7 separate regions of the Mus musculus genome follow, and all the other regions are linked to region 2. A link is a loop called in an ENCODE intact Hi-C map of the cell type or tissue named here. Cell type or tissue: left cerebral cortex. All regions are shown on one strand. Region 1 overlaps Gnaq (guanine nucleotide binding protein, alpha q polypeptide). Region 2 holds the start of Gnaq (guanine nucleotide binding protein, alpha q polypeptide). Region 3 overlaps Gnaq (guanine nucleotide binding protein, alpha q polypeptide). Region 4 overlaps Gnaq (guanine nucleotide binding protein, alpha q polypeptide). Region 5 overlaps Gnaq (guanine nucleotide binding protein, alpha q polypeptide). Region 6 overlaps Gnaq (guanine nucleotide binding protein, alpha q polypeptide). Region 7 overlaps Gna14 (guanine nucleotide binding protein, alpha 14).

Evidence for each region. A loop is a pair of places that touch in the nucleus more often than their neighbours do. Peaks named below come from ENCODE experiments on the same cell type or tissue, not always from the same donor. Only the 100,000 strongest peaks of a DNase experiment are listed, where the experiment ranks them.
Region 1: a loop joins it to region 2, with 4 times the contacts of the local background. A loop is called at or near these places in 4 of 42 quality-filtered maps.
Region 3: a loop joins it to region 2, with 3 times the contacts of the local background. A loop is called at or near these places in 29 of 42 quality-filtered maps.
Region 4: a loop joins it to region 2, with 2.9 times the contacts of the local background. A loop is called at or near these places in 18 of 42 quality-filtered maps.
Region 5: it touches region 2 in a loop (9-fold over the local background); 4 of 42 quality-filtered maps call a loop at or near these places.
Region 6: a loop joins it to region 2, with 2.0 times the contacts of the local background. A loop is called at or near these places in 10 of 42 quality-filtered maps.
Region 7: a loop joins it to region 2, with 2.9 times the contacts of the local background. A loop is called at or near these places in 7 of 42 quality-filtered maps.

Annotation. Positions count from the first base shown.
Region 1 is chr19:16,259,094-16,263,093 of GRCm38, reverse strand. The region is part of intron 2 of Gnaq (guanine nucleotide binding protein, alpha q polypeptide); the gene reads right to left. Among named protein-coding and RNA genes, the nearest start is that of Mir496b, 54 kb to the left of the region's middle. In left cerebral cortex, a CTCF peak has its summit at 2,470 (motif pointing left); DNase peaks (open chromatin) are centred at 1,927, 2,470, 2,871, 3,902 and 2 more places; H3K27ac peaks cover 3,053 bases.
Region 2 is chr19:16,130,472-16,134,471 of GRCm38, reverse strand. Gnaq (guanine nucleotide binding protein, alpha q polypeptide) reads right to left here and starts at 1,788. Exons shown (of 7, transcript NM_008139.6): 1 at 1,011-1,788. The coding sequence starts at 1,146. In left cerebral cortex, CTCF peaks have their summits at 805 and 1,936; DNase peaks (open chromatin) are centred at 563, 1,074 and 1,806; H3K4me3 peaks cover 2,695 bases; H3K27ac peaks cover 2,528 bases.
Region 3 is chr19:16,335,210-16,339,209 of GRCm38, reverse strand. The region is part of intron 5 of Gnaq (guanine nucleotide binding protein, alpha q polypeptide); the gene reads right to left. Among named protein-coding and RNA genes, the nearest start is that of Mir496b, 22 kb to the right of the region's middle. In left cerebral cortex, no CTCF peak of the experiment used is centred here; no DNase peak of the experiment used is centred here.
Region 4 is chr19:16,343,931-16,347,930 of GRCm38, reverse strand. All of the region lies in intron 5 of Gnaq (guanine nucleotide binding protein, alpha q polypeptide), which reads right to left. Among named protein-coding and RNA genes, the nearest start is that of Mir496b, 31 kb to the right of the region's middle. In left cerebral cortex, no CTCF peak of the experiment used is centred here; DNase peaks (open chromatin) are centred at 753, 1,013, 1,900 and 2,229; H3K27ac peaks cover 1,952 bases.
Region 5 is chr19:16,247,479-16,251,478 of GRCm38, reverse strand. The region is part of intron 2 of Gnaq (guanine nucleotide binding protein, alpha q polypeptide); the gene reads right to left. Among named protein-coding and RNA genes, the nearest start is that of Mir496b, 66 kb to the left of the region's middle. In left cerebral cortex, no CTCF peak of the experiment used is centred here; DNase peaks (open chromatin) are centred at 366 and 3,788; H3K27ac peaks cover 49 bases.
Region 6 is chr19:16,196,886-16,200,885 of GRCm38, reverse strand. The region is part of intron 1 of Gnaq (guanine nucleotide binding protein, alpha q polypeptide); the gene reads right to left. Among named protein-coding and RNA genes, the nearest start is that of Gnaq, 66 kb to the right of the region's middle. In left cerebral cortex, a CTCF peak has its summit at 2,483 (motif pointing right); a DNase peak (open chromatin) is centred at 2,515.
Region 7 is chr19:16,597,622-16,601,621 of GRCm38, reverse strand. Gna14 (guanine nucleotide binding protein, alpha 14) reads right to left here. Exons shown (of 7, transcript NM_008137.4): 3 at 2,528-2,682. Among named protein-coding and RNA genes, the nearest start is that of Gm41811, 16 kb to the right of the region's middle. In left cerebral cortex, CTCF peaks have their summits at 338 and 2,117 (motif pointing right); DNase peaks (open chromatin) are centred at 2,152 and 2,571.

The DNA of each region.
Region 1 (4,000 bases), 130 kb before region 2:
TGAGTTTTAGGTTGGTGCTTCTTTTCTTGTTTGTTTTCACCCTAAGCAGTGCTGAGCTTTCCCAGGGTGTATGTGCATTGCCATAAATGGCCATATGCAGGAGAGCAACTGGAACCTTGGACAAAACATTGCCTATGCCCCAAATGATCTCATGCACATTGAGTTTGGGACTTTATTTTATTCCAGGACTAATAAGGAATACATTTTAGTAATTTACTCAAATCGAATAATAGGTAACACAAGTGTCCACGAAGACTTCCTGGGTAGCAATTGTCTCTGTCACAGGTTCTATTTCAGGTTAACACTTCTACAGCACCCGCCCAGCACCTAGCTGAGTGACTCCAGCCTCAGAACACAGAAAGCAAGCAGACCAAAAGTACAAATGGTCAACATTCTCTACAAACATTCTAAAATCATGGTCAAATTGCCATTGAACTACTAGGGTCTAAGCTCTGTGAAGCTTGAGAGCCAAACGTGAGAGTTCCGTTTGTTTCACAGCAGTGCTTCAGCTGCAGCTTCCCTTCACTGGAGGAATACAAGCCAAGGCTTAGCTCTGGAGGGAACAGCATGTGTATAAATGGAATCTGCCATATGCTAAATGTGCGTATGACACAGCTCTCCCATAGAACACTGTTCTTCATTTTAGGAAACTCATAATGCAAACACACAATTTATTATGAGCTATAGAATAAAAGCACGCTTTAATATATTTTGACACATTTAATTCTCAATCACACATGTGTTTGATTGACAGAGAGATCATCTAACCATCTACTGTTCCACAAATAGGAACACCACACCAAAGCCCAGAGAAAGAAAAAGGCCAAGATCACATTCAAAAAGATTGTTAAGACGGCTGGAAGGACCCCTCGGGTTAGAACACTTGTGTTACTCTTTCTTGCAGAGAATCCAGGTTGGATTCCCAACACCCACATGGTGGCTTGCCCATCCGTTACTCAGTTCTAGGGGATCTAACACTTCCTCTGACCTCTACAGCATTAGGCACTCATGTGGTACACATGAATATATGCTGGCAAAACATGTATGTATATAAAATAAGCCTTAAAAAGTGGAGAAACATTTTTAAAAGACTGTTAAGGTTTTAGACTATTTTAAGCAGCAACCTACCTCTGTAGATACAATACTGATTCGCGTGAGTGAGACGTTGGGAATAAGAAGCTGATACTCTATCTGAAAGCTTGGCACACTGACAGTGCCATCTCTCAGGGGCCAGCGCTGACAATGAAAGAAGAGGAAGTGTAAGGTGGAGTCTGCGGGAGGCATATCTGGAAAAGGATAGGCCAGGTCATGAGGACATTCTCATAAAGACACTGGAGGGAGGGAGGGACCAGGCAGCAGAATCTGCTCCCAGGGGAGGCAAGGATCTGAAAGTGCAACAGAGCAGGGTCTGTACTCTTCCCACCAGGTGTTGAGCGTGTTGCAAGCCCCACTTAGGCCAGCCAGTTGACGGACCGGGACAATTTCAGTATGAACTATCTTCTTGTTTTCACAGACAAGGAATGGCAGCTGACAGCTCCAGGGTGGATGAACTTCTGAAGAAAAGAAACCTTATTATATTTATTATCCTTTTTGAAGACTGGCTGTAACCCTAAGGGAAATAATAGTATGTATTCCCTATTAGAGCTAATAACAGAAATGCATATTTATTTTATATTTATTTGTAGTGCCCCTAGGAGTTAAAAACTTCTCCCAAATGAAAGCAATGATGAAATATAATTGTTAAGTTGCTTACTGCAAATGAGAGTTTAGAGCTGAGCATTTTAGAATCCCTGGAGTGAGGCTGGGTGGAGGCTGGGAAGAGAGAGCAGGGTAAGAAGAAATGATGTGTACAGAATGACAGTGGCTATCAGCTACAAGGCTGCTTCTGGGCCTGAAGCCAAGAAAAAGACAGATATCTAAAAGCAGAGCTGAGGCTAGGCACTACATAAACCATGGACATAGCCCAACATCTGTGGCATCTACACCTGTAGCTCATGGCCACCGTGGTTATCAGGAATATTACTAATGCCATCCACCATGCCTGTTTTTATCAAGTAGCTGTGCTACAAGGGACAGTTCACACAACTATTAGTCTCTGACTGGCCTCAGGTAAGTTGACAAACACAGTAAAAAAATGAGTCTTCCTTCCCAGGTCTACTTCCTTTTCTGGACTCTAACACCTGCTGCTGTTCTGGGTAAAAGGCAATGGCTCAGGTTTGGTGACATTCTCACTCTATCTTCTCCTAGCTCCTACCCCATCTCTACATACACCTCTTTATCCCACTCGTCTAGAAGTATGAGGGTAAAATTAGATGCTAAGTGTGTAAAATAAAGAGACTGAGCAGGAGAGATATCTCAGTGGTTAAGAGCACTGGCTTCTCTTCCAAAAGGTAGAAGCTTAATTCCCAGCAAGCACATAGGGGCTTCAAGATACTCGGTAACTTCAGTTCCAGGGGATGCCCTCTTCTGGACTCCTTAGGTACTGCATACATTTGATGTACATGCAAGGCAACATGCCCATACAATAAAATAAATAATTTTTTGAGGCAAGGAAAAGGGACTGTCCATTTTAACTGGTGTTTAACTAAGCCTCTGGGAAATGCATCCCTTTATCCTTAGAACTCCCTTGAACACATGTTATACCTCTTCAGACATTCACGGTGGGAGTGCTAATCAATATATCTCAGCTTTAAAATAACCTTATTAGAACATGGGCGGCACCATGAGAGCAGCAGGAAGGGTGAGACAGTTGGTTCCATGTGATTCTCTGAACCAGTAATGTGACTAGAAACTGAATTCTCTGCTGGAGCTGGAGCAGATTGTTCACTGCGACAAAGGAGAGTCAAGATAGCTGTACTGTTGCTCTATAAGTAACTTCTTCCCATTCTTAGACAGACACATGATCTGTACCCACTTAGATGTTGCCAGAAACGACATCTCTGTACAACACAGCCTCTTCAGTGAAGAAGCTCTCGGCTATGCTAACCCACACATTCAGGGTATGGGGAAGAGGTACATATAAATGCAGCCTAGATCTTTACTAGGCTCAGCCATAGTGCACCAGCTCTGCTGTCCCTACAGACCTTTGGCAGAGGCCACTATCTACGCAGATAAACTATCAGGCTAAAGCCTGGGTGGGCACCACAAGCAAGTTCGTTGACTCATCTGCTAATTACTTCCTGTGTTTGCTTCCCTCAAGAAGCTTGAAATGGACAAACACCTTGGAAAATATCTACTCTTACAGATCAAAGCCAAGTACAATATAAAGAAAGAGCTTCAGAAACTGTACTCAGAAACCAGCCTGCTTCCCCCAGAATCAGGAGTCGTGCTGAATGGCACCCCTCAATCTTTCACATAATAAAATCTCTCACAGGCGTGGTTTAACAGAGGGCCTTACTGACCACACCAGTTGTTGGGAATCAAACACAGCACAGTAGGGCCTGTCTACTCGCTTCACCTCACTACTGCTATTCTTCAGCAGGAGAGAAGAGAGAAATACAGAGGCCCATACACTAAGCATTTCCCGATATGCAGCAGTGTTTCTGAAAACCAGTTAACTACATGCCAGCTGTAAAATCGTCTGCCCCCTCTGACTACCAGGATCACTGTTTCACGTATTTAAAACTTGGGGTGGTATGGCTAGAAATATAAACCAAATACTTGCCCTGTATGCCTACCAATAAACATAAAACAGTAAACTACTGCTTTTGTGTTTTATTGCCCCTGAAATGTTAAGGAAACTGGCATGAGGACTTGGCAGGTAGATTGGGGTCTTTAGGTTCCTTAGGTAGAAATATCTGGTCTCCTCTCAGGAGCAGGACAGCAAGCAGTGTGTAGAGCTCCTTTTCCTACAGGGAGTGGCAGGACTTCAACTCCAAACAAAGCCTCAGCCAGCTTCCTCCAACTAGGCACACCCACATACTGGGAAGTTAGGCATGGTGCTGAACCCCTCTCACAGGATGATAACTCAGTTTCCTTTTTACATTGTTAAGCACCAATG
Region 2 (4,000 bases):
ATAAACACAAGTGCAGACATTTTTCAGGCCTGTTCCTGCAAAGCAGTTCTTGCTTCCTACCACAATAGCAATAGTTATGTCATGCTAGCTTGTACATGGACCCTGATCGCTTGATTCCGAACACTCTCTCGGAGATAATAATCAATATAGCTCCTATTTGAAAATAGCATTTTCTTGCTAATTTCATGTTAAGGGAGAATGTTGGGTTGTTGTTTTGTTTTGTTTTGTTTTTTTAAACGCGATCAGAGGGAAATTTTCTCTCACTCTTCCCGTTTTTTCTTGGAGCCCAGATGGCAAGATACTAAAATGTCCGTTTTAAACAAAAGGTTTCTGTTTGTTTCCAGGAGAGTAACTGAGAGGCTGCGCTGGTTTCCAGTAGAAACTGCTGTGAATTCAGGCATACATCTGGGTCGCCTCATTAAACAAAAGACACCCGTCTGCTGTCAACAACCACACAGTACAACACTCCCGGATCCTTCATCTTTATCCGGAAGGAATGGTTCATAGAGACGCCTGTCACCATCCACTGGCCATGCAACTCTCTGGGGTCACTCCTGTCAGTGGCCTGGTGGCTACAGTATAGCACATTTGGGCTAGTCTTCCCGCCCCGCCCCTGCCCAGTACGTTAACCCGGGTTTATTGGAGCGCCAGCCAAGGCTTCCTCAGCACCTTTCCTAGCAGAATCCAGACCGGGGTCTGCTCCCCGTTTCCACCCTTCCCTCTCCACCCCACAACGCGCCACAATGGACGCTGGCCGACCACCGCACTGCACGCCATTGCCCACCCGCGCCGCTCGCGCGGACGCTCAGCCGTCCCGCAGACGCTGTGCACCGAGCACGGCCCTAGCTGACACCAAAGGCGCACGCCGCGGATCCGCGCCCGGGAGCCCCGGCCCTCGGCCCCTGGGTGCGCGCGCGCGGGTGCGGGTGCGGGTGCCGGCCGGGGACGCGCGTGGGGAGGGCAGCGGCGAGCCGGGGCGGGGGGTACCGGGGCCCAAGGGCCGCACTCACCCAGCAGCAGCAGCTTGAGCTCCCGGCGGGCGTCGCGCTTGTCCCTGCGCAGCTGCCGCTCGATCTCGTCGTTGATCCTCCGGGCTTCCTTGGCCTCCTCGCTCAGGCAGCACGCCATGATGGACTCCAGAGTCATTCTTCCGAAGTGCCTCGCTGCAGCCCCGCCGGCGCCCTGCTCACACGCGCGCACACACGCCCTCCGCCCTCGCTCCCCCGAGGCAGCGGCGGCCGCGGAGCCCCGCCGCCCGGGCGCGCGTCAGGGACGAGCTCAGGGGAGCCGCGGTAAAGGAGGCGGCCGGGCCCGCAGCCCAGGCGGGCCGGGAACGAGCGGGGCCGGGAGCCTGGGACGCGCGAGGAAAGGCCGCCGCGCCCCGCCGCGCTCACACGCCGCCTTCTCGGAGAGCGCGCGGCCCTCCAGGCGCCGCCGCCGACGCTGCCCAAGGCTGTGCGCCCAGCGGCCCGAGCTCATCCACCGAGGCGGCCCCGCAGCGAGCGACCGCCGACGGCTCAGCGCGCCCGGCGCGCCCGCTCCTCGCCGCCGCCGCCGCCGCCGCCTGACTCGGCTCCGGGCGCCCTCGGCCTGCCCGCGCCCACTCGGCTCGCTCGCAAACCGGGCAGCCGGCCGCCGCGCGCTCCCCGCCTCCGCCCCCGCCTCCGCCGGACGCCCACCCGGCCCGATTGCCAGGCGCGCCGCGGCTGCTCAGTGCTCGCCCTCCCCCTCGCCACACACACACATTTTCTCCTTTCTCTGAACTGGAGCACAGATCCGGGAGGGGGCGGCGGCGGCGGGAGGAGGAGGAGGAGGACGGGCGCAGGGGGCGGGCACAGCGCAAGGGGCGGGACCGCGGCCCCTCCTGGACAGCTCGCGCTCTCCTCGCCCCGCCCCCGACTGCCCGCCCCGCTCGCCGGCCGCCTCCCTCTGTGCGAGCTCCGGCGCGGCGGTCACGGCCGTTGGAGCGGGTCCGGCAGGCGGACACCGACCTTCGGCTGCCGCTGGGCTGCCGGGGCGTGGTCGGCGAGAATATGGCGGCCTCGGCCTGCCCTCTGGCCGCTGGCGCTGCGGGAGCCCTGCCGGGAGCCCACGCGCTGCGCTCCGGGCCTCTCTGCAGCCGGGCTGCCCTTTCCTATTTCTAAAACGCCATTGGGAAGAAGCTGCCTCGAGTGGCCTCTGACCCAAGATCCATCTTAGAAGATGGGATGCTCTTTACTAGGGAAGAGAAAGGATTGTCACTGGCTCTCTGGGGGTTACTGAGGGATCTGTGGACGGAACTGTCCTCCTTATCTCCAGATAGGAATCTGAATCCTAAAGAGAAAAAAAGAAGCTGCCCAAGTTTCCAAGAGCCTCCTGATCCGTTCCAACTTTTCGGGTCACTGAGGTGGTTTCTGTTTTCCTACCAGCACACTACGTTAAACAGTCTGGTAATGTAGGATTGACCCTTCTACACCGTGACAGTTAAGGATGACTTCTGGGAGAACGCCAAGTAGTACAGAATGAAATGAAAGAGACAGATATGGTGGCTCACACCCATAAACTCCACACTCCACAGGCTGAGGCAGGAGAATTGCTTCCTGAGCAGTATGAGACCTTGTAGCAAAGAAAAGGGGGAGGGAGAGAGAATAAAATAGGAGAAAGTGAAGAAACTAGTATCATTGGAGCAAAATTCTATTTGGTTTTTATACTTCTAATTTGAGGTGGTTTACTAATAAATAGAAAATATCTTGTTCATTCAAGGTTGTATTGGGGAAAAAAAAAGGTTCATTCAATTCAGTGTGTCTCAAACATCAAGAGGAGAATCGTACTATTTTTCCTGACTTTATAGATAGAAGTGGGCGCCTCCACATTTCATGCTTTTCATAAACTGCTCCTGTTGATCTGGGCTGCAATGTAAGATCATACCCATTGCTGCAACTTAAGAATGAAACAAGTCTTGGACTTCAAGGTCTCTCCTCTGGTTTGCCTTATTCTCCACCACCACCACCACCACCCCACCCCATCCCCCACCCCCACCCCCACCCCCACCCCCACCCCCCCACCCCCGTGATACACTGCATGCATACATTCAGCCTCTATGCCAGGACTCAGATGGAGTTGTGGACGTAAAGTCTGTATGTAATACTCTGCTTTTAAAAAAGATACCTTGCCAAAGAAGCAAAGAAGCAAAGAAGGTGAACCTCTCACCCCTTTTATATGAATACCATCAGAGCTGGTGTAGACTAGCTGTGAAAATGAATATTTAGATACTAAAGATTCAGAGTCCAAGGCAGAAATGTAAAATAGAAGAATTGGGCAAGAATTGCAAGTAATACCCAGCCCCCCCTCGTGGGGGTGGGGGTGGGGTGTGTGTGTGTGTGTCCTAGAGAGACACAACAAGCTGGAAAACAAAACGATCAACATTTCATGTCTGGTTTCCTAAGGAGCCCCTGAGACAAATTGTGCCTTTAAAGTGTCAGTAATATATTTTGCTTAACTGACCTCTTTGTTTGTCACTTCTGTCTCAGCCCCAGGGACATGCCCTGGTACAGATATTTAAATTGACAAAAAAAAAAAAAAAAATCAACGTATCACTCACTGGAAAGAAATCAGGAAGTAAGGAATGCCAGCAATGCACAGGACAAAGTTATATAAGGACATCAAGAGGGAAACAGGAAGAGAAAATTCCAAGCATAAACCTTTGATGGATCTGGAAAGCATTTGCTAAGCAAGTGTCCCTATGACTTACATCAAACAAATGGAGTCCATACAGAAACTCACAGTGGTGTTGAGTGTGCTCTAGAAGAATAGACTCTAAATTATGCAACCGAACAGGGCTCATGTTACAAAATTCCAGTTCATTAAATCAACAAGCAGGGATTAACTGCTTAAATACAGTAAAGATGCAGTGAGGAGCACCCGGGGCCTACAGCATGTCCTCAAACTCTATAGGCATGTGGTCTTAAGGCATGGTGCAGCTCTGGACGGATACAGAAGAAAAAACTGGAGTTGATTTGTA
Region 3 (4,000 bases), 200 kb before region 2:
ACACACACACACACACACACACACACACACACACACACATGCAGTACTGAAGTATATCCAACCAAAGGCATATCCTAGACTAGATCCAATTAACACAGAGACATTCTGAACTGTTGGGGGAACTGTCCTGTATTTGCTCAGTACTGTCTGTAAATGTGATAAGGACTCAGAGGTCCAGGGGAGGTATTTCAACACCATGAAAGGAGAATTCTTACTCTGTCTCCATCCTCTTAGCAGTGACAGCCCATCTCTTCTTTCTTTGGGTTGCAAACCCAGAAACAGTGTCTTGGCCAAAGCTATAATCCCTGTCATAATGCACAGGAAACAGCTTGGCAGGTTTTAAAGAGGTATAAATGCAATTGTATTAAAAATGTCTGCTCTGTCTTCTAATGTATCAACTCCAGACTTAGCTTGAAGGACAGATGTCTATGAGAACTAATTCTGGGAAATCCATCTTGATATGAGGAAGGCCTGGGTTAGGTGTGGGGCAAGTACCTTGATACTAACAGCAAAGCAAAACAAAACAAACCCAATACAGAAAATACTGTAAGTCACCATGACCAAGCCAAAAGGACTAGTCAGTTAGATGTGCACATTAGCAAGGATCATGGCGAAGGCACCATGCTTAGTCACAGACCGGAAAGCTAGTTTAAACACAAAGACGGAAAGCTTAGTTTGAACACACAGTGATGCATGCTGGCTATCTTCTCGTTCTGGGCTTTCAGAGGCTCTGAAATGATGTGTCCATGAAAGGATTACAGCCGAATAGTTGGCTGTTTGCTGGTATGTTAACACAGGGAAATACGAGAGGAAGAGAAGTCAGAATGCAGCGCAGCACTACAACCTTGCTTTGTCTAGCCCACTGGTTCATGCTTATTTCCTTATTTGGAGACAAAGGAGAAAGACATTCATTCCCCCAAACAATAGGAAGGCTGAGACTCTGCACACTCAAAAGTAGATCTGTGCAGAACTGCAGAGAGAAATATGCAATGTTTATACATAACTAAAATACAAGTAAAAGGAGATATCTGGATCATTCTCCCCGTGCATCCCTGTGTACTCGCGCACTCACCAGCTAGCTACCTTCTGGAGGGTTGGGAGGAGAGGTAGGTTCTCTCACAGGTCTGGAGCTTGCCAAACAGTGTTGGCCTAGGTGGCTACAAAGCCCCAGGGATCCACCAGAGCTGATGTCTTCATGGATTTTACCACACATATTAGCTCCCCAGCCTCTACAGTATGTCTTAGCTATGTTGTTTGTGGTCTAGAGTGCATTTTCCACAGTTCTGCAGAACCGAAAGGCGATCAGTATTCACTCCCAGGTTTTTCTCACAAATATATACCAAGGTAGGCGCAGTCAAGTCTGCTTTGACTTAAAGTTGTGAGCAGCACACTTTCAGACCAAGAACAAACAAATGGTCAGGAATTTATTCTTGTTCTGTCTCACCCAAACCAGAAGTTTCAGAAACTAGAATTCTGTAGTTCTGAATTACTTTAGCAGTTTAAGAAATTGGAAGTAATGGCATCTGCATGTTTTACAACAACTGAACATAAAAGAGATCACTGCAATATGAACACGCGCTTCTGAGAGCGTGCCGTGCTCAGGGCTGGCTGCTGGCTGTGGGCAGGACTTTCCTGTTGTGCTTAAAGATCAGCTCAGTGCCTGAGGAAGCTCAGGCCTGATGGAGAAAAAGCTCCAAAGTGGGTATGACCTACCTCACAGAATTAAGAGATCTAACGGTGAAACTGACAATGTATCCAGGTTACACAAGCTCTGGTCATCTGAGAAAATGCCTTCATCAGATTGGCCTGTGAGCATTTTCTAGATGAAAGATTGATGTGTAGAAATGGCCCAGCCCCATTCTGGGTGATACCACCCCTGGGCAGTGGCACAACCAAGCTGAGCAAGCCATGGAGAACAAGTCAGTAGGCTGCACATTGCCTCTGTCTCTTGCTTCAGCTCCTGCCTCCGTGCTCCTTCTCCGACTGCCTTTCATGATTGACTATAAACTGTAACATAAAATAAACACTTTCCTCCTCAAGGTGTTGGTGGTCATGGTGTTTGTCATAGCAATAGAAAGCAAATGGATACAGCTTTATCACTTTAATCTGTGGCATAGTATATCATCTTATGAACCAAATGAACTGGGCTATGTTATTACATTCTGAATAATTAACTGGTATAAATTTGAAGATGTCTGATAAGAAATGTGACTGAACTAATATACTTTTATACCAACAAACCACAAATAGATTTCTACTGTAAGATCAGGTGAAATCTATGACCATGTAAACAAAGAACCTGACTGTTGTGTGAGATTTAGCTGACAGGTTATTTAGAGAATGGACTTCTTTGATATTTAGATAATTTCAAAGTGGCAAACTGCTTGCCATTAAGTCACAATATGCAGATCTTCATAGATACAGCATATTTACAGAGTATAAAATGTACACTGGTAGACAATGATCTTACCCTTGCTGGTATGAAAGAATAAGAATGAGATGATGTGTGTTTCTTCTATCTTCTATGTAGATAACACACGCAGATTTTATTTTAGTGGCTAGCACACTGAATATAAGAGCTAAGATCTACGCAGTAAGTCTTATTGTCTTTTTTCTGAGAAAAAAGCAGGTGTACTTTTTAAGCTTCTTGATGTGAATTTTTCCGGTTTTGTGTTTGTTTTGCATCCGGCCCCCACATCACAGTAGTGAAACAATTGACTCTTTACAATATCTGAAGTGTGCAACATAGTAAAAATACAGTCTCCAAGAATTATGGAACAACAAGTAGGCACAAGAATAGATTTAAAAAACAGAAATAGAGAGATATAACAGTAAAAATTCCAAAGGTAACTGCCCAGTTCACATTTTGATAGCTGATAGCTATACATTTTACTATGCTTGTAGGCACTTTGCATTTCAGCTAAGGGGCCAATGGCTGGTTAATAGGCCTCAGCTTATTAATTGATGCAAACCTCTGCATACTGGGTATAAACTGTAATGAGAATAGTAAGACCAGAAAAAAACAAAAACAAAAATAAAACAACAAAACAACAGCACTATCTTAAAAAGACCAAGAAGGGACAAATTCTTATATACTTTAAAGACAGAAAATTCTGACACGGCAGATATCAGCCAAGCAATTGCTGGGGTTTTTCAGTTCCTCCCCTTTGTTTCCATCTTTACTTAGTAGGCATTAGTCGTCTATCCATCTGCAAGCTCTGATGTGATTACTGATTGAACCTCCATTCACACACACATCCTCTGAACTTTAGCTAAAAGGTTGTTTCTATACCTCTTATTATCTTCCAGAGTCAACTGATTCATAAACCTCTATTACCCTCAAAATCCATATTGGCACCTGTTAAACTTTCCCTGAACAGAGACGCGTCATGATACAGCGCCAGCTTCCCAGACAGAGTTATGAAGAACAGTTTCCAAGTAAGTCCTGCTCAGTCAGTAGACTACTTACTAGCAGCAGATAGGCCCAAACACCACGACGCTACAAGGTTCCACAACGAACTGATTTTGAAGCCAGTTACAAAGTTATTCACATCTGCCAAGTGAACGTTCTGCTTGCCCACCCATCATGCAAACATTGTTTTAAACAAAAGGAAAGCAAAACAAAACAGGGTGACTCACACAAATCTCCCAGGTCCTATCCTGCAAGGGAGGCTAGGAGACAATCTTGTGATTCTCTTAGAGATTTCCATGTTTTCATTTTCAGAACCTCTGCATAGTGTGGCCGTATCAAACAGGCTCTGCTTAGATCCAAGCATGCAGACCTGCTCACATTCCTGAAGGAGAAGCCTGCCATTCTGAGAGTACTGTGGGTTGGTCTTACAGGGTTATTCATGATTACTTAAAATCATCCACATTGGTAAGCTAGCTCAGTGCCTGAAGCCAAGCCTGGGAACCTGAGTTCCATCCCTACAGCCTCTCCCACAGGCTGCCCTGTGATATTCATGTGTGCACTGCTGTATGTATGTATGTATGTAAACAC
Region 4 (4,000 bases), 210 kb before region 2:
CTATCACAGTGGGCGTGGGGAGCAGTCTGCTTTCCATTGAGTCTGACCCAGATGAGAGAAATGTGCTTATCTTATGCAAATGCCCAGCTTGGTGGGCTACAGGTATGAATTCCAAGGTGTTCAGATGCTGGGGTGGATATAAATCGCTCTGTAGTTACCAACAGCAGCCCACATATGTCTACAAAGTAACATCTGGAGATGTCATACACAGGGGGACAGGATATATTCAGAGGAATTACTGCTCCAGTAAGTGCACTCTGCTCTTGTGTGTGACAAGTTACTCCTGATGCTCCTCTGAGGGTCTACAAAAGGCATGGCTCATCAACCAAAAGTGACACAGCTACTGTGTCTTCCCAAATTCTTTCCCAAATGCTCTCTGTTCTTATATAAAGTTAAATACTCAAAATTTATTTTTCAGATTTCTTCTTAAGGCCTGTAGTACAGCCTGGTAAAATGGGATGAGAATACTGACATCTCAGGAGATGCATTTTCCTGTTTTTACACACACACACACACACACACACACACACACACACAGAGCAAGACAACAAAGTTGCCTAGAAGTGAAGGAACAATTTCTATGTCGAAGTGGTCTGCTTTCATAGGGTTTTCTTTCTATTTTAGCCTAGCCTAACACTTAATCAAGACTGCTAGATCTCACAGTCATGCAGCCCGCCTCCTACCGTCTGTGCCCCTGGCATGGGCCTTGGAAAGAAGGCCTGCATGTGGGGATTCACTGAAAGTGAATGCTCTGAAGCTGTAGCTTTTAAGTCTGGGCTCTGGATAAACAGCAACACTGTGAAGGGAACTAGATTTTCATCTTTCTGGATCTGGAATTATCACCATCACATTATAATAATCACTTATGTAACACCAACAACATGCCACTGACTGTCCTATTTCATGTGTTTAGTTAGAGTGAACCTTTACTTTAACCCAAACACAGCCAAGTAAACTGAGGCCCTAGAGTCTCCAACACTGATGGTAGCCGATCTGGGATTGGGATATATGTAATAATAACTAGGTCCTACAACTGCTCCTTTGGAATTTGAGGCACTCTGCATTGTTAACAGGAAATGAACACTGAATGACTCAAGAAAGCCCTATGGTCTTCAAGCCTTAAGCTCCTTTATTGTGATGGGGCATCATGTCAGGAGATCCATATGGATCATGGAGGTCATGTTCCCTAGACCATGGCAGGTGCTTAACAAATAGAAAGTGCCAGAGCCTTCTTATTCCATGTTCAACTCAATGCCAGAAACAGCCTCCTCTCAGCCTACCAAGCAGCAATAGATTGTGGGCCCAACACTGGGCTTGGGACCTGCAGTCACCTCTTGCCACTCGCTGCTCCATACCTCCAGTTTCTTTGTAACACAGCCACCAGTTAAAGCCAATGGCCCTCACACCAGTAGAACATTTTCTGTGAGGCATATCTTTATTCTAAGGATGTTTTCTGAAGACGCCTACCTATAGATGTTCAGGTTAGGAACTTGTTCTTCAGGCGTACTTCAATGCTGTTTTAAACACTTTGAGTAGCCCTAAGCCAAATGGCCATCTTGATGACCTCTTGGTCATCTTGAGGCCTGTATCTTTAGTGAGCTGTGGGTCTTAGACAACCTATGGTACTTATGGCAACTGCAATGAAAACATCAGCCAGTGCCTCGTGATGCATACCCAGGACCTATGCTGGGTAGGAGTGGAATGCATGGGATGGTTCACTCATTATGTGCCCAACACCGGAAGTGTTTGTGAAGGACAGGCAAAGATGCTACTTCCCACTGCAAGCCGCCACAAACTGAGACCAGGTATCAGTCAAGCACAGACACCAGAAACTTGTCCTGGGTCCACAACAAGCCTTGAGCACAGAGGCTCCTCTCTGAGCAGGGCTGCATTTCCTCTTCTCCCTCTGGAATCCGCTCTACTTAGGTGTGACCTGGCTTCTGAAATTCCAAACCATGTCTCTGGTAGCCAGAGGCTCTAAACATCTCTTGTTCTGACAATAGTCTGGCTATTTTCCTGAAACTGAACAAAGGTTATCTATTTTTTGTGTCTCTGTAAAATGACTCTTATTGAGCACTGGCAATTTAATCATAAAACAGGCCATTTCAAATCCAGTCCTTCATACTTTACAAGTTGTGGCATCCCAGCTCTATGGGCAACTCTATGCAAGGCAGAGGAAGCACAGATGGGAATCATGCTGGAAGCATTTGGATTCTATGTTGCCTTTTGTCGGCAAGCTATTTAAGGGATGTGGAGGTAGTGAGATGGGGGCCATTGGGTTTATATTAAGCTACCAGTCAGGATGGCCATGGCTCAATGACAGTTTCTGAATGACTTCACTGGGCACACTAGTCCAGTAACTGGGGCAAACACACAGATCAGTTGTAAACTACGTGTACTAACAGTGTGCACTAATCAGGAGGAACACAGCTAATGTAACTTTAAACAGAAAGGAAAATACAGAAGCATCACATGTTCTTGTCTAAAGGAAATGCAGGGACAGAATGAAGCAGAGCGCCATGGCTCTACATGGCTAACATGGCTGTCCTCTGAGAGGCTCTACCAGCAGCTGACTCAGACAGATGCAGATACTTATAGCCAAGTATTGGACTGAGGTCAGGAGCCCTGTGGAAGAGTTAGGGGAAGGACTGAAGGAGCTGAAAGAGATTTCAAGCCCATAGGAGGAACAACAGTATCAAGTAACTGGACCCCTTGGAGCTCTCAGAGGCTAAGCCACCAACCAAAGAGCATACATGGGCTGGTCGGTGGCCCCTGCACATACATAGCAGAGGACGGCCTTGTCTGGCCTCAGTGGGAAAGGATGCACTTAATCCTGTAGAAACTTGATGTTCCAGGGAAGGGAGATGCTAGTGGGGTGAAATGGAGTGGTTGGGTGGTTGGGTGCGGGGAGCACTCTCTCAGAAGCAAAGGTGAGGGGGAAGGGGAAAAGAACTCATGGAGAAGGGACCGTGAAGGGGGGGGGCAACATTTGGAATGTAAATATATAAATAATAAAAAATTATGGGAAAACCAAAACAACAACAAAAGCCTAAGTTCAGCAGAGAAAGAATTATGTACTGTAACTGCTCCAGGCTCCATGCCCCCTTCCTCCTACTGCCGAAATGAAAATGAGAACAAAGAACAGTCTGAGCAACAAGAAAACTACCTTCTCGCGCGCGCACACACACACACACACACACACACACTTTAGAACGGAACTTGCATGGTGGCATATGCCTACACTCTTGGCCCTTGGGAGGTGGAAGTAGAATTGGGAATTCACTCAAGCACATCCTTGGCTACGCACAAATTTGGGGTTAGCCTAGGCTGCATGAAACCCTGTTTTAACCAACCAACCAACCAACCAACCAACACACCCACCCACCCCAGAGTAGAAACAAAGGTCCCATAAGACAGTGATTCTTCTGAGTATAATAGTCTTTGGTACTTGCAGCTTGGTTGCATTTACATCTATTCCATTTCTCTATCTTAAAGATGGTGTTCATGATTTAACACTTAGAACCTACAACCCAAAAAGGGTTTCCAACTCACTCAATGTGTTAAGACAAAACATTTACAGGCTGTGGTGGTTTGAATAAGAATGACATCCCACCCCCTCCTCCCATCCCCCAGGCTCATATATTTGAATGCTTAATCACCAAGGAACGGTAGTGTTCAGAAAGATGATGAGATATGGCCTTGTTTGAGGAAGTGTCACTAGGAATGGGCTTTGAGGTTTCAAAAGGCCAAATCAGGTCCTGTGAGTGTGTGTGTGTGTGTGTGTGTGTGTGTGTGTGTGTGTGTGTGTATGTGTGTCTGTCTGTCTGTCTGTCTGTCTCTACTTGCAGTTCAGGATGTAGCTCTCATCTACTTCTCCAGTACCAGGCCTGCCTGCCTATCACCATACTCCCTGCCGTGATGGTTATACTAAATGTCTGAAACTGCAGACAAGCCTCGAATTAAATGCTTTCTCTTATAAGAGTTGCCTCATAAGAGAGCT
Region 5 (4,000 bases), 120 kb before region 2:
GTTTTATTGTGCTGTCTGGGTGCATATCCTTCAGGGTGAGTACAGACAGCCAATGAGTCTGATGGTGGAAATAAATTAATTCAATAAACTCTGACATTCATATCCTCTAAAGTCTATTTTTGGTAGAGTTTGGTAGTTTATCAAAGTGATCTAAATAATATTTTCAAGATTTAAAATGAATGGCAACAGCAGTTTCTTATTTGTAAAATAAAGCTGGAGAAGATTCAAAAGATACTTTTTACATAACTTTACTAAAAGTTGGAATTTTTTGGCAGTGACTATGCTTTTCAGAAAAAGGCAAAACGCATTTAACTAGCTGATCTACATTCTAGCCATTCCCTTCAGAAAGTGGAAGCATGAATCACTGCAGCTCAGAAAAATGTCCCAGAGGCTCTTACATTCTTTTCAAAAATGGATTCCACTGGCTGAAAACAAAGAGTCTGTGAACAAAAAAGAAAACAAACCAACCCCAAACTGACTAGTGAAACATTCACATTCCTGCCATCGGATAATTACAGCCCGAATTCTGTCTGTATTCTGTCTGTAGCTTAACAATCAACACATACACACACATGTGCTACACAAAACACATACACACACATATGCTACACAAAAGCTTAAAGCCCGGCTCCCCCGATAGACAAAGCTTGGGGAAGCAGGTAATTTTCAGGACATAAAGAGAGGCAGGCGCTAGGAAAGCTGAGTGGAGCTTCACACATTTGGGGAGAACTCCCCAAACCTCTGCTTACCTGACTAGTATAGGACTCAGCAGACCAGCAATGTGACAGAAAGCTGAGAAGACCACAGACAAACTGACCTTGTCACTCACTCTACAACGTCCCAAGTTTTTAGGGCTCAGCTCCAGACTACTGGGATTCATACAAGCCATCACTGTTTAACTGCCTAATTTATTCACAAAGGCAATAGAAAAGTTCTTCATCTCTATATTGCCCATAGACATTAATAAGGAACACCAACTAAGGGAGGGGGGAAACATTTTGATGAAGTATATGGCTAGTCTGCTTCTAGAAGCCAAACCTAGGGTTCAGAGAATAATAATCATAAAATCCTACCAGATGAAGAAAAACATTCTTATTCTTATTTTGTATATTCTTAATAACATTAATATAAAAAAATGATTACAATATAGTCACAAGTCATTATGAATATATCTTTATAATCCTATTACATAAATATAGATATTTTATTATATTTTAGCACAATTTCTATAAATATATAATATATAATATCATAATATACTTCTATAAGCATATATAAATATACCTTACATGTACTTATATACATATTCTGTGTATAGATAGATAGGCTATAGATATAGATACAGATAAATAACATACACATTTATTTACTATTATTGCCCAGGATTTATCACTTTTGCCACACCCTTTTAAAAGTACTTACCAAAGGTCCTATGCATGTAACAGTCATCTTTCCTAGCTATTGCTCTCCATTAGTACTTTTAAAGGTAAGACAGGGTATCCTGGGGACTGTAAGACCTTCAGGAGGGTGTGAGTATCCTGTTTACTTTCGCACTACGATGTACTGTGTCACGGCTACAGCATTGTGGTGATGAAGGAGCTTTCCATAGACTTCATGTGTAACGATGCGATGATTCTGAAGGCGTGTGGAACAGGTACTTGTGTATGGCTGTTTGGGTGAAGTCACAACTTTAATTTCTAATCTAATAACTGTCAATAGACATGATCTGTACCAACAAAAGCACGTGCTTACAGCCACAACAATTAAGAGATTCAAGAGGTGCTAGGGTTAAAAAGCACCCCACTTCTAGATTCTTCCAGCTTCTGCATGGATTTCAGAGGATTGCCAGGTGGCATCTGAAACTCAGCCTTCAAAACCTTGTATTCTCAGAGAAACAACCAATCAGAAAGTATGGCAAGAAAAGTTCTCCTCAACTACTGGGTGACCTTGGGGTGGGGGTGGAGGTGACATCAAGGAAGAAAGTGGTTAACTGCTAAAGTGAGAAAGAACACTCAAGTGTTCTCTCATGTCACCCCTTCATCCTCTAGCACAAAATGAATCTGTAACTAAAACAAACAAAGACTTATTTAAAAATGATCCCATGTTTGGGGCCTTGACTACCTAGAGAAACAGAAGCGTATTCTAGATCTAGAGTTAGCATTGCTGAGTCTGTTCTGCACAGTGATAACACAAGTGCTGGGAAGAATGTGAGCTCTGGGAAAGACATGCACAGCTGGGCTTGCAAGGATGATAAGACAGTGGCCCCTGTCTCTGAAGCCTGGCAGCAGAGCAAGCATCTCCACACAATCACCAGGCAGGACTTGCAAGTCTAGGACAGCTTATTGATGGTGGTTCTCTTGTAGAGCAGAAAATAGGTGAGAAGCAGAAGAGAGTCCCAATTCACTGGAAAGTGATGACAATTCTACCTTCCAAACCTTGGCTCCTCGGTCTTTTTACATTCCTTATGCTTTCTTCCTTCTGGGGGACATGAGCATTTAAACACACCTAATTGTTTCCACTTTCTTTACTCAAAACATAGCTACTGAATAAAATACTTCAAAAAAAATCCCTCAATACTGCTTGAATTTACAAGTAAGGATGCTTCTGCTAGTCGCTCGCCTTTGTAAACGGTGCATCCTGGGCTATTTCTAGAACCACAGTCCAGTGCGCACATGACGTCCATCCTTTCTGTGTGTGCTGCTGTTAGGCCCTTGGTAACAGACTGAAATACATGGTATTTTCTCTTTATTATTACCAAAGTCTCTGATAAATTCATCATGGCTAGTGTCTCTGTCAACAGAAAGTATTGCTTATCTCTAAGTCCAATGGGCTAAGATCTCTCTATAAGTTAATATAGCTTACAACAAGAAAGTTAATATAAGCTTTTTCCAAGTCTTGTTTCAAAAGCTAGAAATTTTAATAAATTGTCATTTCATCCCATTTAAAGACCTTGCCTTGATCACTGGAGTAATTTTCTGTTTACAGAAGAAAGGTTCTTTCAAAATCAATTTATCTAATTTTACATGCAGAAATCCTTAACACACTAAATCATACACATTAAACAAAAACAAGCAAATCTGTCTAACTGATTATCCCTTTTGCTTATTTACACACACTCCAAACGTGTATTGGTTTATATATGCTATACTTTATTGTAATATTCAATTTAAATTTGTATATAAAATACCAACGTACTTATATCAATCATGATGTATCTTAATTCTGCTAAAATAATATATCTTAATTTTGTTTCCAATGTAACTGACAATTTATACACATCTTTGCATGATTTACACAATTCTCCACAGTTCCTGTCCAATTTCTAAGAGGTTCTTAATGGAAGACCCTCACTGATTTACCTGGACCCCCTCCCCCAAATTAGTAAGTAATATCTACAACAGATTTTACCCAGCCTTTCCCAAAATGATTGTATTTAATTGTGAAACCACAGAGGGCCAAGAAATAGAGTTGGAAACAAGTCCATTAAAAACATTGCTGTATGACTGAGAGCTAATAAGAATTTCCCTGGGAAGAGGGGACAGGAGTAGTCATTCCTTTTCAAGAGCCACAGCTTCCTGCAGGGACCGTATGTCCAGAGACTGGCAAGATGAGAAGAGAATGCTTTGACACACGGATTCCATGCTACCTTGGTGATGCAGTGAAGGGCAGTCAGGATAATAAAGACTATTCAAAAGGGAGGATGAGCACAGAACACTAACGAGAACACTGAAATCCAAATGAAAAGTGCAGCAAAAGAAGCACACACCGTGTGCGCACACATATCCTAACAGTCTCATCCAAAAGTATTTTAATGCTGTATTTTAAAGAGCAGAAGGAAGTGCTGTAGGTGGAGGAAGACAAAGAGGAGGAGGAGCCAAGGAGAAGGTGGTGGTGAATGCCTAGATCTTGGCTCTGCAGAAAGAAGCACAGGCAGAGAAGGATCACTGAGCACTCAGACCAACCTAGTTTAAAGCTATTCAGAAAGATCCTATCAATAGAT
Region 6 (4,000 bases), 66 kb before region 2:
TCCAATGTCTAACAAAAAAGGCTTCGTGGCACAAGTCTTCAAATCCAGAACTAAGGGGACTGAAGCAAGACAGTTCAGGGCCAATCTGAGCTGAAGACTGCCTCAAAATAAAGATTAAAACAAGGGTTAGAAGGTTAGATTGTAGCTCAGTGGTATAGTACTTAATTGACATGCTGCAGGTCCTGGGTTCAATCCTGAGAGAGTACTGAAAATTTTACTAAGCGTTCAGTTATTCAGTTCCTTTCAGGGAGACCTAAGTAGCTGGCAAAAGAAAAGAGACACATCCATTCCTCAGAGGTGAAATTTGCTACCCAGACTATAGAGGGTTTCAGCCTTCCACAGGGAAAACTCAGCAAGGCATTTGGAGAAGAACAAGGTCTATTTGTCTTGTCAGCTTTCTGGTTCCTTCTGAATCAATTTTTACAGTGCAACTTCCTTATTTATTTACTTTAAGTATTGTAATTCCCAGAATCTGAAGCACACCCATATTCCAATGTAAGCACAAAAAAATACTACAAAGCCAAATACAAATTGTTTCATGAGGTATTCACCGGAAGCCAGCCATCAAGCAAGGCTGGTTTTCTGTTCTATGTTATCATTTCCTCCTTAAAGGAAGAAACGCATTGATTTACTTATTTATTTTTGAGGCAGTCATATCATATAGCTCCAGCTAGTCTGAGGCTCACCTAACCTAGACCAGTGCTGGACTGATGGCAGTCCTCCCTGCTCAGTTCCCAAGTGCTAGGATTACAAGCATGGACCACCACGCCTGGACTGAGACAGGAATGTTTCAATGAAAATTCACTTATGAGCTTTGCAAACTCAGCACTTAAAATAGATAGAAACTGTAAAGCTGTTTTATTCAAAGTGCATGTAGCTTTAAAAAAAAAAAGTAACATGCTTGAAAGGAAGGTAGCAAAGCTTACTTCCCTACTTTGTAAAATGTTTAATTACCTAGGTTAAAAGAAAGATGCATATTCCAGAATGAAAATATCCTCTTGGGGAAAAAAGTAGTTGCCCTAATTATTCATGGGTGATCTAATTAAACTGCCATTCACAATTCACTAAAGCTATTAATAAACTGGAACCTGGGAAATAGATAATATGAACTTATAGGACTACTAAACATAAAGACAGCCAAGAATTTGTATCTTAAGAATGTGAATTTAAGGCTTTATCTGGGGGGGGGGGGTCCTCTAAAGGTCTCATCCAAAAGCTAGAGACCTAGCTGTTTTTCCTTTGTAAATGAGAAAGCTGAGATCTACCAATGTGAGACAACTGCCTACGTTTGTATCCTCTAACTAATTCCCCATCACTCAAAGCAATCACCACACATCCTGAGCCACATGCACTCACTGTCAGACCAAACAGAATATGCAGCCCGCTTCACTGCTGTCAGGAAAGGAAGAGGGCTTCAGAATTCTTCTTTAATAAATCATAGGACAAAGTCATGTGGGAGGGGGAAGCAGATGCAGAGAGAAGACCAAACTCTGAGGTGGTGACATTACTAACTAAAGAATAGCAACCCCACTGCTGGCTGTCACTGAAATGAAGACAACAGAGCACCTTTGTGTCTGATGTGTGTAGAAAAGGAAGTTCTGGGAATTTCAAGGTGAACAAAATATCCTTATTAGTAATGTACCTGAAGACAAAAGAAGCTTTTTGGCTGAACTAAGGTAGTATTGTACCATCAACACAAACAGCAGAGCAACCACATCTTGCCCAGGTGTCCCTAGGAATCTACTCCCACGAGTCCAAACCTTAAAAAGTTCCACTTCACCAAAAACAAAAACCAGGCAAAGAAAACCACATCGGGGACAGATCAGGAGTGCTGACCATCCCAAATAAGAACAAACAAGCAAGCAAGTCCGGGCTCTACCACTGGACTGCTGAGAAAAATCAAACTTTCAGAGCAAAGCGAAGATGAACACATTAAGCTAGACTTTTCTACATTGAGGCAGTTCTTCATTTTGTGGGAACAGTGTAGCTTCAAGCAGGCCTGGAAGCAGGCAAGAAGCAGTGCCCTATGGCTCAGAGCAAACCAGCTAACTTCTCTATGCGGCACCAGTCCCTACGGATGCCTGCCTACCTCAAACCCTTTGTTTACAGATGAAACAGAGCTAAGGCCTTAGCCAAGGGTGCTACCACACAGTAAAACTCTACCACTATTATGGTAAATAAAGTTTTGCACAATGTAGCCTCATTTGCCCTTTAGGCAATACCCAACCCCTCCCCATGAATAAGCCTGGCCCTTTTAGGTCTACAGCCCTTTTTCTGCCTATTTCCTTTACCCAAATATCCCTCTCTGTCTAGCATCACCTCCCTCATTCTTGTCCTTTAAGTTGGCCAACTCATGTAAGGTCAGTTGGCTGCTCCTTCCATGTCTATTATATGATTACATTTAGATTAGTTACTTACATAACAAGAAAGACATTTGCTTACTGGAAGGGAGCAAGGGACCAGGATCAATCCTGTCAGTGCTTTTCCACCAGGAGGCAGGCAATGAGCACTGATTAGACTGCACTCCCCCAGAGCACATTAGAAAGTAGGGAGCAACCTGAAAGGAGACAAAATGTGCAAAAAGCCATGGCGGGAATGGTGCCAGCAATGTCCTCTGTCTTTTTTAAAGTGTGTAAGCCTCACAAAGCCAAATGCTACTATATGTATGTATGCACACACGTAATGTGTACGCATGCAAGAAACAAGAGACAAAGTGTATATATGAAGTCTGGGAATAAACGTCTCCCCCTGATAATCTGCTTCTCCTCCTGTCAAAAGAATAGATAAAGACTTGTATATGTGTAGAGGGGTTTGGGGGAGCAGGGGTGGTGGAGAGGTGGGGATGAGTTCACGTAGTAATAATTTTTAAGTGCACACTGCTGAATGCCTACATTCACACCAGCACTCCTCCCATCCACACTAGGAAGACTTCAGAGCAGCAGCACATAAATGGTAGGAGGAGAGTGTTTCAGAGCAACGCCTCTCAACCCCTGGGAATGCTACCGAAAGGTCCATTCTGATTCCACAGCTCTCGGGTAGAGCCTGGGATTCTGCGTTTCTGACCAGCTAGCCTGTGATGTCAACACTGTGCATCATGAGAACAGCAAGGAGCACCAGAGCCAAGCACTCGGAATTCATGGCCAGGTCTGCTGCTTAAAAGACAGATGCATGCATGACCTTGAGCGATTCACTAGTCTCCAGATAACTCTCTCCCAGCTGTTTATTTCTTCATTAAGAAAAAAAATAATAATAATAAGATGAAATTCCAGGCCCTGGAATCTCAAGAGACAGAGTGGCTCAAATGAACTGCATCTGATACAACCTGTAACTCCATCTGAGGCACCACCCTGGAAATCTCAGTGTGAAAATGGAGTTTACTCCCCCACCAGAATGTTAATGTAGTTGACACACTTCTCCCTGATGACTACAGCCTCTTGGAGGTGCCCAGAATCAATCAATCAATCAATCAATCAATCAATCTCTCTCTCTCTCTCTCTCTCTCTCTCTCTCTCTCTCTCTCACACACACACACACACACAAAATCCCACACCTCATAGTTTGTGGGGGTTGTTTTGCTTTTCATTTGTTGTCTGTTTACTCTTGAGACAGGGTCTCACTATGTAGCCTTAGTTGGGCTCAAACTCTCAATGTAGACCAGACAGGCCTGGAACTAAAAAAGGCTTGCCTGCCTCTGCCTGGGATTAAAGGCTGAGAAGAAAGACAGGCACCACCACGCCCAATTCAAAGTCTGTGTTTTAAATGAATCTTTAGATTTACTGAAGCAGTCTTCTTGCAGTAATTTTATATATCATTGTTAAAATAGAAAATGATTGCAGATGCTGACAAGTTAAATAACTTGTCTAAGCCCATAGATACAATTCACGGCAAAGCTAGTCTCTTGACTAGCAGAACTACAGGACCCTAAGACTCAGGCGTGTGTACCACCAAACTACAGAACCACAGCCTTAAAACTAGATGCTAGGACACCTCTGCCTCGGCA
Region 7 (4,000 bases), 470 kb before region 2:
AAAAAAACAAAAACAAAAACAAAAGCCCTTCAGACAGGCTGTGAAGCTCGGGTGTCAGAGTGCTTGCCTGGTATGCACACAACCCGGGGTAATTCCTTAGCACCTTCTACAACAGATGTGGTGGCACATGTCTGCAATCCCAGAATTCAGGAGGAAAGCTAGGAGGACCAGAAGTTCAGGGTTATGCTGAACTATGTGGAGAGTTCAAGGCCAGCCTAGGCTCCAGACTGTGTCTTCAAAAGTTGTTTAATCACTCAAGTCCTTACAAAAGACCTCACTAGCAATGGAGTGGGTGGCTCTGCTGCTCTCTGTAGCACCACCTAGAGATTTAAAATGCTGGGCCTGCTCCCCAGCTTATTATTTTACTGCACTCAGTCTTCTCCCTTTATCCAATGTTCCACCTCACGCTTACAAATGCCCATGGCCATTTATGACCCAAATTTAGGAAATGTGAAAATAATGCCAGAAATAAATGATCCGTCTTTGAAATGATTTTTGTGTTCTGCAAAGCTAAGGACAAGAACTCATAAGTTTTCAGTCTAGTGCCATTCTGAGTAGTAAGATAACATCGGTGGCTGTGCCAAGGGGGGAAACACACGTTTTCTAGTGTAGCCACACTGTGTACACTGCCCACCTGCCAGTCACTCATTAGCTGTCGCAGCTCTCACACTGTGTCATGGGGTCACACTGCCAATAACGAGTAGCTCTATTCTTAACTACCTTAGTTTTAGCCTGTGTCCATCTCTTGCTGTTACGTTTATAAGTTCATTTTATCATGCTTATGTATGTAAAGAACAAATACAGAATGCAGTATCATTTGTGATTTGGAGCATCTGCTAGGGACTCTGGAAAGCGGTCCAAAATTAGGTTAAGTGGGAGGCAAGGAAGACACACTACAGTGATTGATTAATTGATTGATTGACTGAACCAGCAGACTACATTGTCTGAGATTAGAGGTCACTAACTGGTTGCCACATAGCCCTTAGCACACTATCTGGTACACTCATTTGCACAGTATAAATGACATCTAATTACGCAGACATTACTAGCAGATGACTGAGAACCACTGACTTGGACCAAGAAAATGCACAAGTAACTTATGTCATAGTGGGGGTGGGGGTTGTTGTTCTGTTTCATTTTGCTTTTTTTGCTATTTTGAGACAGGGTCTAACTCAGGTTGCCTGCTGACCTGAAACTCACCTGACTGAGAATGTCTAAGAATGTTTGACCCCCTGCTCTCACTTCTCCAGTGCTGGTAGCTAGGCATGTAACCACCATATCCATGACGCTCAAGGCTGGCAACTACTTCCCTTATTAAATGCTATTGTCTTCTGTACAACTCTGTTCACCTCCCCAGTCACCCCTCACACGCCTGGCAGCGAGCGGACTTGCTTCTGTTTTCAAGATTTACGCTGAGTTAATCTTACAGTCATTCTGGCAAGCGTTCTCCAAATGGATGTAAATCCAGAGGCTCATCTCAGAGCCAGTAACAGTGGGCCGCTTCTGGGAGGAAACAGGAGAACCCACTAGCTTTTGGACAGAATGCTCATCTCATTGGGAGGCTAGCTTCCTCCCCTCTCTGCTGCCAGTCTAGCGTCTTAGTGGTTTCTTTCCTTCTCCCCCCACCCTGCCCCCCGACATCGTGCTTTTCTGCTGATGTAATTAGATCAATTGTGCCAAGCTGGATTGAACTGAGTGCTGCATGGGACAAATGTCTAGGCAAAGTCATTAAAAGCCATGGGCCTTAACGATGCCTTCCCTGACAGCTGCTTTGTCCAGTCCAAGCTAGTTCAGGAAGAGGCCAACATGTAAAAGGAACGGAGTGGGTTTGGGGAGTTTCGTGGTCCTGGGAGGAGGAACCAAACTGCAGGAGCATAAACAAGCTGCAACCCCAAGAAGTAAGCTGTGTGCTCAGTCACCTGTGGGTCACAGCCAGCCCTAGGGGACTCTTAAGAAAGAAGAAATGTTGTGATATCTCCAAGATAGTATGCGATAGAAATTTTGATGATGTTGATGGTTTAAATCTAAAGCTTTATGGATCCCAAATACATTAAGTGGTTGACTTTCTGAGAGGGTCAAATAAGCCAGCCGAGAGGCCTGTGTGCTGGTCTTGCAATGCCAATGTCTATCACTAGAGGGCACTACAAGATCGGCAACCAATTTAAGCAAAGCCTAAGCCCGCCTGCAGTTTCCAGAGGGATACAGAGAGGAAGAAAGCGGAAAAACCACAGGCAGGTGTGTTCTTTGCTTAAATCATAACCTCTGCTCCAAAACTTAGATCCGTTCCACTAAAGGAATCTCCAACTTAATTGGGTGAGAGAAGGTGGCTGCTAACCCCAAGGGACATCTGGGACAGAGAATTAGGGGAGAAGAGGCCAAGAAGCAGGCCAGGAGGTCAGGGGAAACACCCACCCACACACATCCTCACTCCCCCACCCACCCCCACCCACACCCCCTGCCTCTCTGCCTCCTGGGAAGTGAAGCCTTGCAGAGTTGGCTTAGCAGCAGCTGCCGGCTGAGTACTCACTATTTGGCAGAGTCTGACAGCTGGTACTCCCTCCTCCTGTCGTAACACTCCTGGATTCCGGGATCCAGCCACAGCTGCTTGATGGCTGCCACCTGGTCTCTAGAGAGTGCAGTGACCTTGTCTACTTCCACTTCCCTGATGATCTGGGCATTTTCCTGTCCAACGGAAAGGAAATACCACGTTGAGCACAGAAAAGCATGACAGATAAGGGGATGATCTGGGGTGGAGGGCTCTGACAGGTGCTGGGCTGTGCACAGCCAAACCCTCAGAAACCAGAAGACTAGGCGGGGTGATTTGGTTGCTCAGTCTAGAGACGTGAAACAGACCGCACTAGACCTGCGCCTCCAGTCCAGCAATAGCAGAGGCAGCTGCTCAGACCCGGCACCCAGGTGTGAACAGAGACACCCACGCCCTGTAGCCACTTTCACTTTTCCCACTTTCTGTTCATTCCAACATCTATGTAGCCAGCAATGGACATAAACTGTTGTATCAGTCACAAACCAGGATTGTTTGGTTAGAAGTGGACTGGCCCCAGGTGTAAGAACAGGGACACACTCTCTCTGTAAACGGAAAAATCAGTGCCAACTGTCACCCTGCCCTTTTTCTCCCTCTTAAGTTTTTTTTTTTTCCTTTTCTTTTTCTTTGTATTTCTTTGAAGTAGATTTTACTTTGTAGAGCAGCATTAAGATTCAGCAGAAATCTTCAGCTCAACAGAAAGTTCCCATATGCCAGCCACGTAGTCCTGTGCATCAATCAGCGCACAGTTCTTTCCCACCTAGGAACCACTCCCAGATCACCTGCTCTGCACGACAACTACTAGACAGTGTTTATTGTAGCTATTACTCCGTTAGCACACTAAGGATTACAGGCAGGAGCTCTGTGAGAGTGTATGCCCAGTGGATACTTCTCACTTGCAATCCTAGCGCATATCCATCGCACCTGAACCTCTGCATGTGATTCCTTCCACTGTCCTTAGCCAGAGAGCGTGATCCAGGGTCCTGGAGGGCCTTGAGTAGAGCATAGGTACTGTCCCCAACCTTCTGGCTTCCCATTGCCGCTCTGTTGTTTCCTCTTGCCCTATGACTGCCCTCTACCCTCTACATCTGAAGTGGCCATGTGCCTCTGTCTTCAAACAAGTCCGGGAAAACTCCACAAAAGCAGAGTAAAAAATCTCACTTGTGCTTTTATCCAAGAGTTCAGCTCCTTTTCTGCAAGCAGTTGGTGCTTTCTTTGATAATGTGAGCTCAATAAACACATGTGGCACATGTATCTATGTAGCATGTCAGAAATCCACAGCCATGGGATATGACTAGTGTGGGGAGACGCCTTGCAGAGAGGGGGGAGTCCACAGAGGAATCTGGGGATTCACGGTGGTGCCTCTCAGCCAGTTACCTCGCTAACTCCGCCCCTTCTTGCATGTCATGCACCATAGGCTGTTTTCTTAAATTTAACAATGAAGTCCAGCTTTGCTGT